Linked DNA regions of Homo sapiens: region 1 is linked to region 2. Evidence: read pairs that join two places in POLR2A ChIA-PET (ENCODE). Cell type or tissue: PC-9. All regions are shown on one strand.

Region 1 (5,000 bases), 380 kb after region 2:
CTGGCTGTCATGCTTTTCCACAGGCTTTCATAGGACCTGCTCCAGTTTTTTCCAGTGCCCCCTTGCTGTTACATTTTTGTGTCACTGATTACCTCCTGGCGTCATATGTGTTTATTGGTTGCTTGCATATTGCTTCTCTCCCTTCACCTCACTGGGAGCTTCATAAGGGACATGAATAATATAAGTATTACTACAGATAATGCAAGTAATAGGATACTCATGAGCTCCACGAGTCTTTGCATGTTTTTTGACTGCTATAATTCTAGCGCTTAGCACACAATAGGTACTCAATAAATATTTGTGAATGGATAAGTGAATTAATGAATTAGATGGCTACTACTAGGCCTGATTTGTAGTCATGCTCAGTAAATACTGACTGCAAATTTTTTTAGTGCAGAAACCAGAAGTTATTGAAAGCAGCACAGAATGAGGTTGAAAACCAAAGGTTCTTGGTGGGAGGATTTTTTTTTTCTTAATATTTAGGATGACGCATGTCACTGAAATTCACCATGGATCAAGCTTGGGCACAGTGCCCGGGATATAAGAAGGAGAGCGGTAAAGATACTTCAAAAAAAACAAAAAGAAAAGAAAAGAAAGGAAAATAGCCTCTATTGGCTGTTTAAAGTAAGGAGAGTTGACTTAGGTCAAAAGAAAAGGGAAATGTCCTGGAAATAAAAGTTAAGTATTATAAGATGCCATTAAAGGGAGTTTGTGGAATCTCCTTTTCTGGAGATGTTTAAAAACAAGATAGATCATCATCTCTTAGAAGTGTTGAAGTTCAGTCCTACCCAGAGGCAGGAAGATTAACTGGATTACGCCTGTGTGGTCGGTCTCTAGAGTCATTGGAAGAGCCCTTGAATGCAGTAAATATTCCACATTCTCTTGGCTGAAACTATTGTTTCATAACTGTTCATTTGAAACTTGGTTATTATAAAACCAGAGTGAATGTTTGTTTAAGTAACAAAATTGAATTTGGATCTCGGGTTGATGATGTAAGTTGAGTACATCATATATACCTAAATCAGTTTTAAAAACATTAAAATAAAGTATATATAGTGCTGAAACTATTCAGAACATAACTTAGTCTTTTTTTTTTTTTTTTTTTGGCAAGAGAGAGAGAACATTGCGTATAACTTACTAGTCTTTTATAATGTAAAAAAATGCCTGTTTCCCTGCGAGATCTTAATGCCATTAAGTACATCAATAAGTAATTATAAAGTGACTACTATAAACATTGCAGGCTTCAAAGATGAATTCGATATGGATCCTGCTTTCAGGGAACTTAGTCTACAAGTGGAGATGAAACATATATACAGGCCGGGCACAGTGGCTCATGCCTGTAATCCCAGCACTTTGGGAAGCCAAGGTGGGAGGATTGCTTGAACCCAAGAGTTTGATACCAGTCTGGGCAACATGGCGAAGTCCCATCTCTACAAAAAACACAAAAATTAGTTGGGCATGGTGGCATGTGCCTGTAGTCCCAGCTACTCAGGAGGCTGAGGAGGTAGGATCAATTGAGCTGATTGAGGCTGCAGTGAGCCATGATAGTGCCAGTGCACTCCAGTCTGGGCAACAGAGGGAGACCCTGTCTCTGAATGAATGAATGAATGAATGAATGAATGAATGCTGTCTCACACACACAGATCATATACATGATAAATGAAAAATAAAATAATTGAGATAGGAGCCATAAAAAAGGACTAAACAGTGTTGTAAGGTTTCAGAGAAAGAAAAGATGATTCCTTTGGATTTAACCAAGAATGCTTCTGGGAGGAAAAATGTATCGAACTGGGCCTTAAGGGGTATGACGTATTTTGAAGGGTGGAAATGAAGGAGAGAACAAGGACAGAGATGAAATTATACTTAGTAATTCTGAGGTAAGGACAAGTTCCACTGGAGCATGAGGAATTTGGGGTTAATAGGCTGGGAGGGCCTATTGTGGCTAGTCTCAAATGCCAGGCCAAAGAGCATGGGTTCTGTATGCTCAGTGCTTAAGATCTCTTGGAAGTGATTAAGCATTAAAGGATCCTGCCCATGGGAGGTTTGTAATTTGCTGTTTGGACTGCAAGAGATAAAGGGCAATAGCAGTGAGCCCAGGAAGGTAGCTGCTGAGTCACCTGGGCTGCATTTGCTAAGGGATATGCTGAGAAGTAGTAGTTCCAAGGCATGTTAATAAGTGTTAGTCCAAAAAGGGTCTCCTCACCAAAATGAATTGGGGAAATAAAATGTTAAACAATCAAATAGGCTTCTTTCCTGGACTTCATTTCTGAAAAGTCTCTGGAAGACTTTTTAGAGCCTTTAATATTGAGAATTTCATTGAGAATCTCAAATAGGATAAAACGTGCACCACTTCCAACATGATTTGGTCTTTTTTCATGGAGTAGCTCATGAAACTCTGGTTCCTTAGAACACACTTTGGGGAACATTGCTCTACACATTTGATAATAACAGCTGGAACACAAGTGGTGGTAATGGGCATGAAAAACAGCAGTTAGGGCCAGGCATGGTGGCTCACGCCTGTAATCTCAGCACTTTGGGAGGCTGAGGCAGGCAGATCATTTGAGGTCAGGAGTTTGAGTCCACCCTGGCCAACATGGTGAGACCTCGTCTCTACTAAAAATACAAAAATTAGCTGGGCATAGTGGTGCGTGCCTGTAGTCCCAGCTACTTGGGAGGCTGAGGCAGGAGAATTGCTTGAACCCAGGAGGCAGAGGCTGCAGTGAGCTGAGATCATGCCACTGCACTGCAGCCTGGGTGACAGAGTGAGACTCTGTCTCAAAAAAAAAAAAAAAAGGAAAAGAAAAAACAGCAGTTTGATGGGAGTCCTTACAGGGGAAGCACCAAGAAGCACCAGCCATTCCCGGTATATAGTAGGCATTCAGTAGCTATACAGAAAGTTAATTCATGTAAAAGTGAATTAATGATTTCATACCAGTAGATGTTGGTGTGGATGCGGTCAACAGGGAACACTTTTACATTGCTAGTGGAAATGTAAACTAGTACAACCACTATGGAAAACAGTGTGGAGATTCCTTAAAGAACTAAAAGTAGAACTACCATCTGATCCAACAATCCCACTCCTGGGTATCTATCCAGAGGAAAATAAGTCATTATACGAAAAAGATACTTGCACATGCATGTTTATAGTGGCACAGTTCACAATCGCAAAATCGTGGAACCAACCCAAATGTCCATCAGTCAACAAGTGGATAAAGGAACCATGCTGTGTGTGTGTGTGTGTGTGTGCGTGCGTGTGCGTGTGTGTGTGTGTGGTGGAATACTACTTAGCCATAAAAAGGAATGAATTAACGGCATTTGCAGCGACCTGCATGAGATTGGAGACTATTGTTCTAAATGAAGTAATTCAGGAATGGAAAACCAAACGTTGTATGTCCTCACTGATATGTGGGAGCTAAGCTATGAGGACAGAAAGGCATAAGAATGATACAGGGGAGTTTGGGGATTTGAGGGGAAGAGTGGGAGAGGGGCGAGGGATAAAAGACTACAAATATGATGCAGTGTACACTGCTCAGGTGATGGGTGCACCAAAATCTCACAAATCACCACTAAAGAACTAACTCATGTAACCAAATACCACCTGTACCCCAATAACTTATAGAAAAATAAAAAAAGATAAAACATGAAATTAGCCAGGCATGGTGGCGAGCACCTGTAGTCCCAGCTACCCAGGAGGCTGAAGGCAGGAGAATTACTTGAGCCCGGGAGGCAGAGGTTGCGGTGAGCCGAGATCGCACCACTGCACTCCAGCCTGGGCAACAAAGCGAGACTCCAACTCAAAAAAAATTAAAATTTAAAAAATATGAAGAGATACTTTTACATGTAAAAGACATGCCAAATACTAAACATGTAAAATTGCTAAACATGTAAAGTTGCTTCACATCTTTACTTTTCGAGGAATTGTATATTAAAAATACAGTAAGAACCCCCCCCACCACCACCAAAAAACAAAAACAAAAACAAAAACATGCTTTGCTGGAGATTGCCTGCAGAGACAGAAGGGGAAAGGAGTGCAGGATGGGAATATGGAGAGTTTTGAACTTCAGTATGCTACAGATGATATCATGGAAAGCTAGGAGAAGGAACTGCTTTATATGAAAGTTGAGTATTGAGAAGCTGAGGGAGATCGACCTGGAAGGTTCCATGGTTGCTGAAACCATGGACTTGCGAGAGAAGATATTGTTTTTGTTTTTTGTGTTTTCTCATCAGATGTATTGTGGAAAAAAATATCTCGTTAAAATGTCTGGTTATTTGAATTCTAGATAAATAGTAATTTTCATATACAACTTATTCTAATACAGAAAGCTAACCATATATTTAGTCTAAAAGAAATATCATAGGGCCAGGCGCGATGGCTCACACCTATAATCCCAGTACATTTTGGGAGGCAGAAGAGAGAGGATTACTTGAGGCCAGGAGTTCGAGACCAGCCTGAGCAATAGGGCAAGACCTCCTGTCTGCAACAATTTTTTTTTTAATTGCTCGATATGGTGGCATGCACTGGTGGTCCTAGCTACTCAGGAGGCTGAAGCAGGAGGATCCCTTGAGCCCAGGAGTTTGAGGCTTCAGTGAGCTGTGATAGTTCAACTGCACTCCAGCCTGGATGACCCTGTCCCCCAAAAAAGAGGAAAATAAGAAATTTTATGGTTAACAAAAGCACCAAACCTATAGTGATTTTTTTCAGTCAGACAGTAGTGGCCATCCTTCTCATCTTCACCTGTGATTTATTTTAGTCTGATTTACTCATAAGAAGTTAATTAATCTTTAAGTTTAATATTTTGTTCTTTCATTCAGGTATTTGCCTTTGATTATTGCTTTTGGTCCATGGATGAATCTAACACTACAAAATACGCTGGTAAGTTTTCTCCCTCTACACCTGACAGTTGGGCTTCTGGCCTCTTCTTCCATTGAGTTTATTTTCTTTAATTCCTCTGGAGTTTTACTTTCCCTGTGTAATTCACACCTGTTCTTTCCAATTATAC
Region 2 (5,000 bases):
AAGGAAGTGTGAGAGATCTAGCAGGCCTAGGAGTTCAGGGGAATGCCATCTCTGATGGGAGATGGCATTAATCAAAACCAGAAAATAGCTCTAGGACTTCGTTTTCGTCCGCCCTTGGTCCTTATTACCATTAGCTGCACGAGGACAGATAAACAGCAGTTAAAGTGTAAACTTTTGTTATACAACTACAAACGCAAGGGGTATGATGATTTTTGGTGTTTTAAATTGGCTTGTTTAAAGACAAAATACTTCTTATTTTCTAACTTTTACTATAGCTATACTTGTACTTTTTAAGGATTTAGTGTGAGGCAAGGTGATCACTATTTCCTCAGAAGCAATTTACTAGGTTGTTATGACAGATATTTTTATATTTATCTTTTTCTCAGTGGTTTTCCAATTTATTGGTTTCAGGATACTGTTGCCCTCTTAAAAAATTAGTGAGGACCCCAAGAGCTTTTTTTAATATGAGTTATTTTGATCTTCACTGTATTTGACATTAGAACTGAAAAATTTTTATTTTAAAATGTTAAAAATAATATTTTCTAGGAAAAATAACTTTTCAAAAGAATGAAAGAGTGGCATTTTATGTTTTTGTACATCTGTTTAATGTCTGGCTTAAGAGAAAACAGCTTGATTACCATTTGCTTCTGCATTCAGTCTTTTTGTGTTGTTGTTGTTGTTACTGTTGTTGTTACTGTTGTTTTGAGACAGATTCTCACTCTGTTGCCCAGGCTAGAGTGCAGTGGCACAATCTCTGCTCACTGCAACCACTGTCTCCCAGGTTCAAGCAATTCTTCTGCCTCAGTCTCTACAGTAGCTGGGATTATAGGCGTGTGCCACCATACCTGGCTAATTTTTGTCTTTTTAATAGAGACGGGGTTTTGCCATGTTGGCCAGGCTGGTCTCGAACTCCTGACCTCAGGTGATCTGACCGCCTCGGCCTCCCAGAGTGCTGGGATTACAGGCGTGAGCTACCGTGCCTGGCCGCATTCAGTCTTTTGCAATGTATTGTTTTGTTTAAAATCTATGAAGGGCCTGATGCAGTAGCTTATGCCTGTAATCCCTGCCCTTTGGGAGGCCGAGGCAGGTGGATCACTTGAGCTCAGGAGTTCAAGACCAGCCTGGGTGACAGAGTGAGACTGTCTCAAGAAGAAATTAGCCAGGCGCTGAGGCACGCTCGTGTAATCCCAGCCACTTGGGAGGCTGAGGTGGAAGCCTGAACTCAGGAGGTCAGTGCTGCAGTGAGCTATTTTCATGCCACTGCATTCCATCCTAGGTGACAGAATGAGATCCTCTCTCAAAATAATAAGTATATGAAGAAAACCGAGCCTCACATAAAAAGAATATTTTTAAAGTCTTTTTAGATAATTGTGTATATTCTCTTTTTGATACCATACAATACCAAAACTCTACATAAGTTGTAGTTTCCTAAAGATTAGTTGTAATGTTTAATGTAGGTCTGAAACCAGGTTAATTAACTTGGGTCTTGTATGTATAGTTTTGTAACATGCATTTACCGCTTGTAAATATTGGTTCCCTGAATTATGTCTTCCAAATGTTGACGTTTTATTGAACACTGTCATTAAATCATGCTCATTAATATAAATATCATCTCATCAGAAAAATTACTTAGGCCTTGGTAAACTATCAAGTTCACAGTAGTAGATGTGAATTTTCCAGAATTCTAGTTCCCACTTGAAATCATAACGTTTATCATTGGCGATAAATGCTCTCAGTTTTCCTTGAAGTGACAAGCTCACCTTGTTCATGTTTGAAAACATCTCTATCAAATACCTAAGTCTGAGTTAGCCATATTTGTTCTTTTAAAAAGTGGTGTTCTCTGGGAGGTGAAGCTTGCAGTAAGCCGAGATCGTGCTGCTGCACTCCAGCCTGGGCGACAGAGCGAGACTGTCTCAAAAAAAAAAAAAAAATGTGGGGTTCTATGAAAAAGGAGCTTGGAGCGTGTTTAGCTCACAACTCAGATACACAAATGCTTTTCCTTCAGAAAACCATTGAACTTCAGTTGTAGCCATATTTATGTATATCTTCCATTTTGTCACAGATATTAGAAAGACATGTACTTGAGAGTTAACACAGTATTTATTGTTTTATCAAGGACATTATTAAGTGAAACCATTTGCCTTGTTTGTTTCTGCTGGTGTGTGGTTGTGAGGAATACAGTGACTAATATATGTTGCTTCCTTGATTAGTACTAAGGTGCCATCAATTTTACCCACCTTTGCTTTCCTTTGCTTTTGCAATTAGTACAAATGTCAACACAGTGAAAAGAGCAGATAAATAGTGTTGCTATTATTATGAAAATAGTTTCTACCTCGGAGACTCCGAAAAAGGTCTCAGGAAACCCCAAAGTCCTTGAACCACACTGTGAGAATCTGTTTTTTCTTGTCATATAGAATCTTAACTCTTATGTCAGTTTTTCATATGTGATTCTGTGATGATTACTCCTTAATCTGATAGTATCGAGCTCAGGCTATTTTCTTTTTTTTTTTTTTTTTTTTTTTTTTGGAGACAGCGTTTTACTCTGTTGCCTAGACTGGAGTGTTGTGGTACAATCATGGCTCAATGCAACCTTGACCTCCTGGGCTCAGGTGATCCTCTCACCTCAGCCACCCAAGTAACTGGGACTATAGGTGTATGCTACCATGTGTGGCTAAATTTTACATTTTCTTAGAGACAAGGGCTCACTATATTGTCCAAGATGGTCACAAACTCCTGAGCTCATGTGATCCTCTCACCTTGGCCTCCCAAAGTGTTGGGATTACAGGCATGAGCCACTATGTCTGGCCTAGAGCTATTTTCTATGCTACAAGAAGTTTCCTTTTTCTCCTCTTTAACAATTTCTCAATGGTTTAATCAACACAACATTAATCATTGATTGCTTTCCTATCCTTCTATTGTACTTTACCTTATTTTATTTGTTAATCAGATTTTGTTTCCAAAAAGAGATAATGCTGTTGACACTGGATTTTGATTAATAGATTTAACTATTTTTGGAGTAGTATAGGAAAACTCTAAGGCATTTGTATATTACTACTTTTTGGATTTTGGTTTTAAAACTCCTCGTTTACTTTTGGGAATTGCATTTTTTTTTTTATTGGCTGCTTGAATAACTTAACATCTTTTCACTTTCCTGGATAGATTTATCCAGAACCTGTTTCAGTCCTCATACTAATAATTCGATATACAGATTACATCCTTGCTACCTGTGTCTGGTTTCTGAGCTGAGATTGTGAGGGATATTATGTTTTTCTAATACATTTGAGACCTGGAGATCATGTAACAAGTAGTAAGAGCTTGGACAGTGAGAGTTACCTTTTCTCCAAACGGTGCTATCAAAGAATTTATCCACATGGATTAAGGTTCTGATAATAGTTGTTAATGGTAGTATCTCACATAGCAAGGATATGTGTATGCATTCACGATTTCTTATAGAGAATCTTCTCTGAGAAATGTCTTTGATCCACCAACTTCAAGTTCCTGGAGTGACCTAATTTTGCTGTTTCCTAGTGTGCCTTTAGAAGGGTACGTTGTTGGAGCAATCTAGGTTATCCTGTGGTTTCTTTGCAGAGAGCTCAAGAGTACCATATTATACAAAGCAGCCACTTTTTCTTAATTTTTGTGTAGGTGACAGTGACCCCTAGACTGGAGGTTCCTGGGAGGTAAAGGACCTGTCGTTCTAGTCTCTGCAAGAAAAATATTGCCTAAAGTTATCACAAACATTTACACAATTGGATACCTTAAGGTTATGTTATGGAATTTTACCTTAATGTTTCTGCTTATTGCAGAAAATAAAGTAACAAAGGTAGAAATAAAAGAATATAAAAGATGCTCAATCCCAGAAATAAATATTAATTCTGTAATGCGCATTTTAACATTCTTGATGTTAGGTAATTTTATGGTTTTCAATTTTAGAATTTAGCAAAACTTCCTTGAGAAAGCACTTAAAAATTAAATTTATTGTTTACTGTAATCAACTCATTTTCATCAGGTGATCTCTGCTTTTAATATACATGGTTTAATTGATTATCAGAATAATAGCAGCATATTCTTAGTTTCATAATTAACATACTTATCATTTATTGTATACTTATAGGCATCAGTGATAATATGAGCCTGACATTGTTGAAAGTAGAGGCCAGAAGTAATGAATATAAACCGTATAGTTCATTCATAAATTCAGGATGTATAATTGGTAATAAAGTTATACATTTTTTTTATGGGCCAGGCGTGGTGGCTCATGCCTGTATCCCAGGACTTTGGGAGGCCAGGGTGGGTGGATCACTTGAGGTCAGGAGTTTGAGACCAGCCTGGCCAACATGGTGAAACACTGTCTCTACTAAAAATACAAAAATTAGCTGGGCGTGATGGTGCATACTTGTAATCCCAGCTACTGCACAACAGAATGAGACTCTGTCTCAAAAAAAAAAAAAAAAAAAAAAAAAAAAGGTTTTTCTCCCATTCCTTCGATTGGAGTGTTGGGCCTTCTAAAGCAAGGAGCTTCTTTGGCAGTGACAGTTTTTTGTTTTTTGCTTTTTGTGTTTTTTTGAGACGGAGTCTCACACTGTTGCCCAGGCTGGACTGCAGTGGCGCGATCTCGGCTCACTGCAAACTCTGCCTCCTGGGTTCACGCCTTTCTCCTGCCTCAGCCTCCCGAGTAGCTGGGGCTACAGGCGCCCGCCACCACGCCCGGCTAATTTTTTGTATTTTTAGTAGAGACGGGGTTTCACCGTGTTAGCCAGGATGGTCTCGATCTCCTGACCTCATGATCTGCCCGCCTCGGCGTCCCAAAGTGCTGGGTTGGCAGTGACAGTTTTAATGCTTGTAGGGATGAAATAAATTACAAATCTAACTTAAAATATTATCATGACAAAGTATTAACAGCCGTTGGAGCTTAACATAATGTGTCTTGAGCTTCTAGTCCCATGTCAGAACCTAGAATACATATTTCTCTACAATTGAGAAGGGTCTTGCTAGGTGTT

What was found. Peaks named below come from ENCODE experiments on the same cell type or tissue, not always from the same donor. Only the 100,000 strongest peaks of a DNase experiment are listed, where the experiment ranks them.
Region 1: POLR2A ChIA-PET joins it to region 2 with 11 read pairs; 2 of 35 experiments call an interaction of 5 or more read pairs at or near these places.

Annotation. Positions count from the first base shown.
Region 1 is chr6:17,873,250-17,878,249 of GRCh38, reverse strand. It overlaps KIF13A (kinesin family member 13A), which reads left to right. Exons shown (of 39, transcript NM_022113.6): 4 at 4,813-4,873. Among named protein-coding and RNA genes, the nearest start is that of KIF13A, 110 kb to the left of the region's middle. In PC-9, no CTCF peak of the experiment used is centred here; DNase peaks (open chromatin) are centred at 449, 859 and 1,989; H3K27ac peaks cover 3,088 bases.
Region 2 is chr6:18,250,035-18,255,034 of GRCh38, reverse strand. The region is part of intron 6 of DEK (DEK proto-oncogene); the gene reads left to right. Among named protein-coding and RNA genes, the nearest start is that of DEK, 12 kb to the left of the region's middle. In PC-9, no CTCF peak of the experiment used is centred here; no DNase peak of the experiment used is centred here.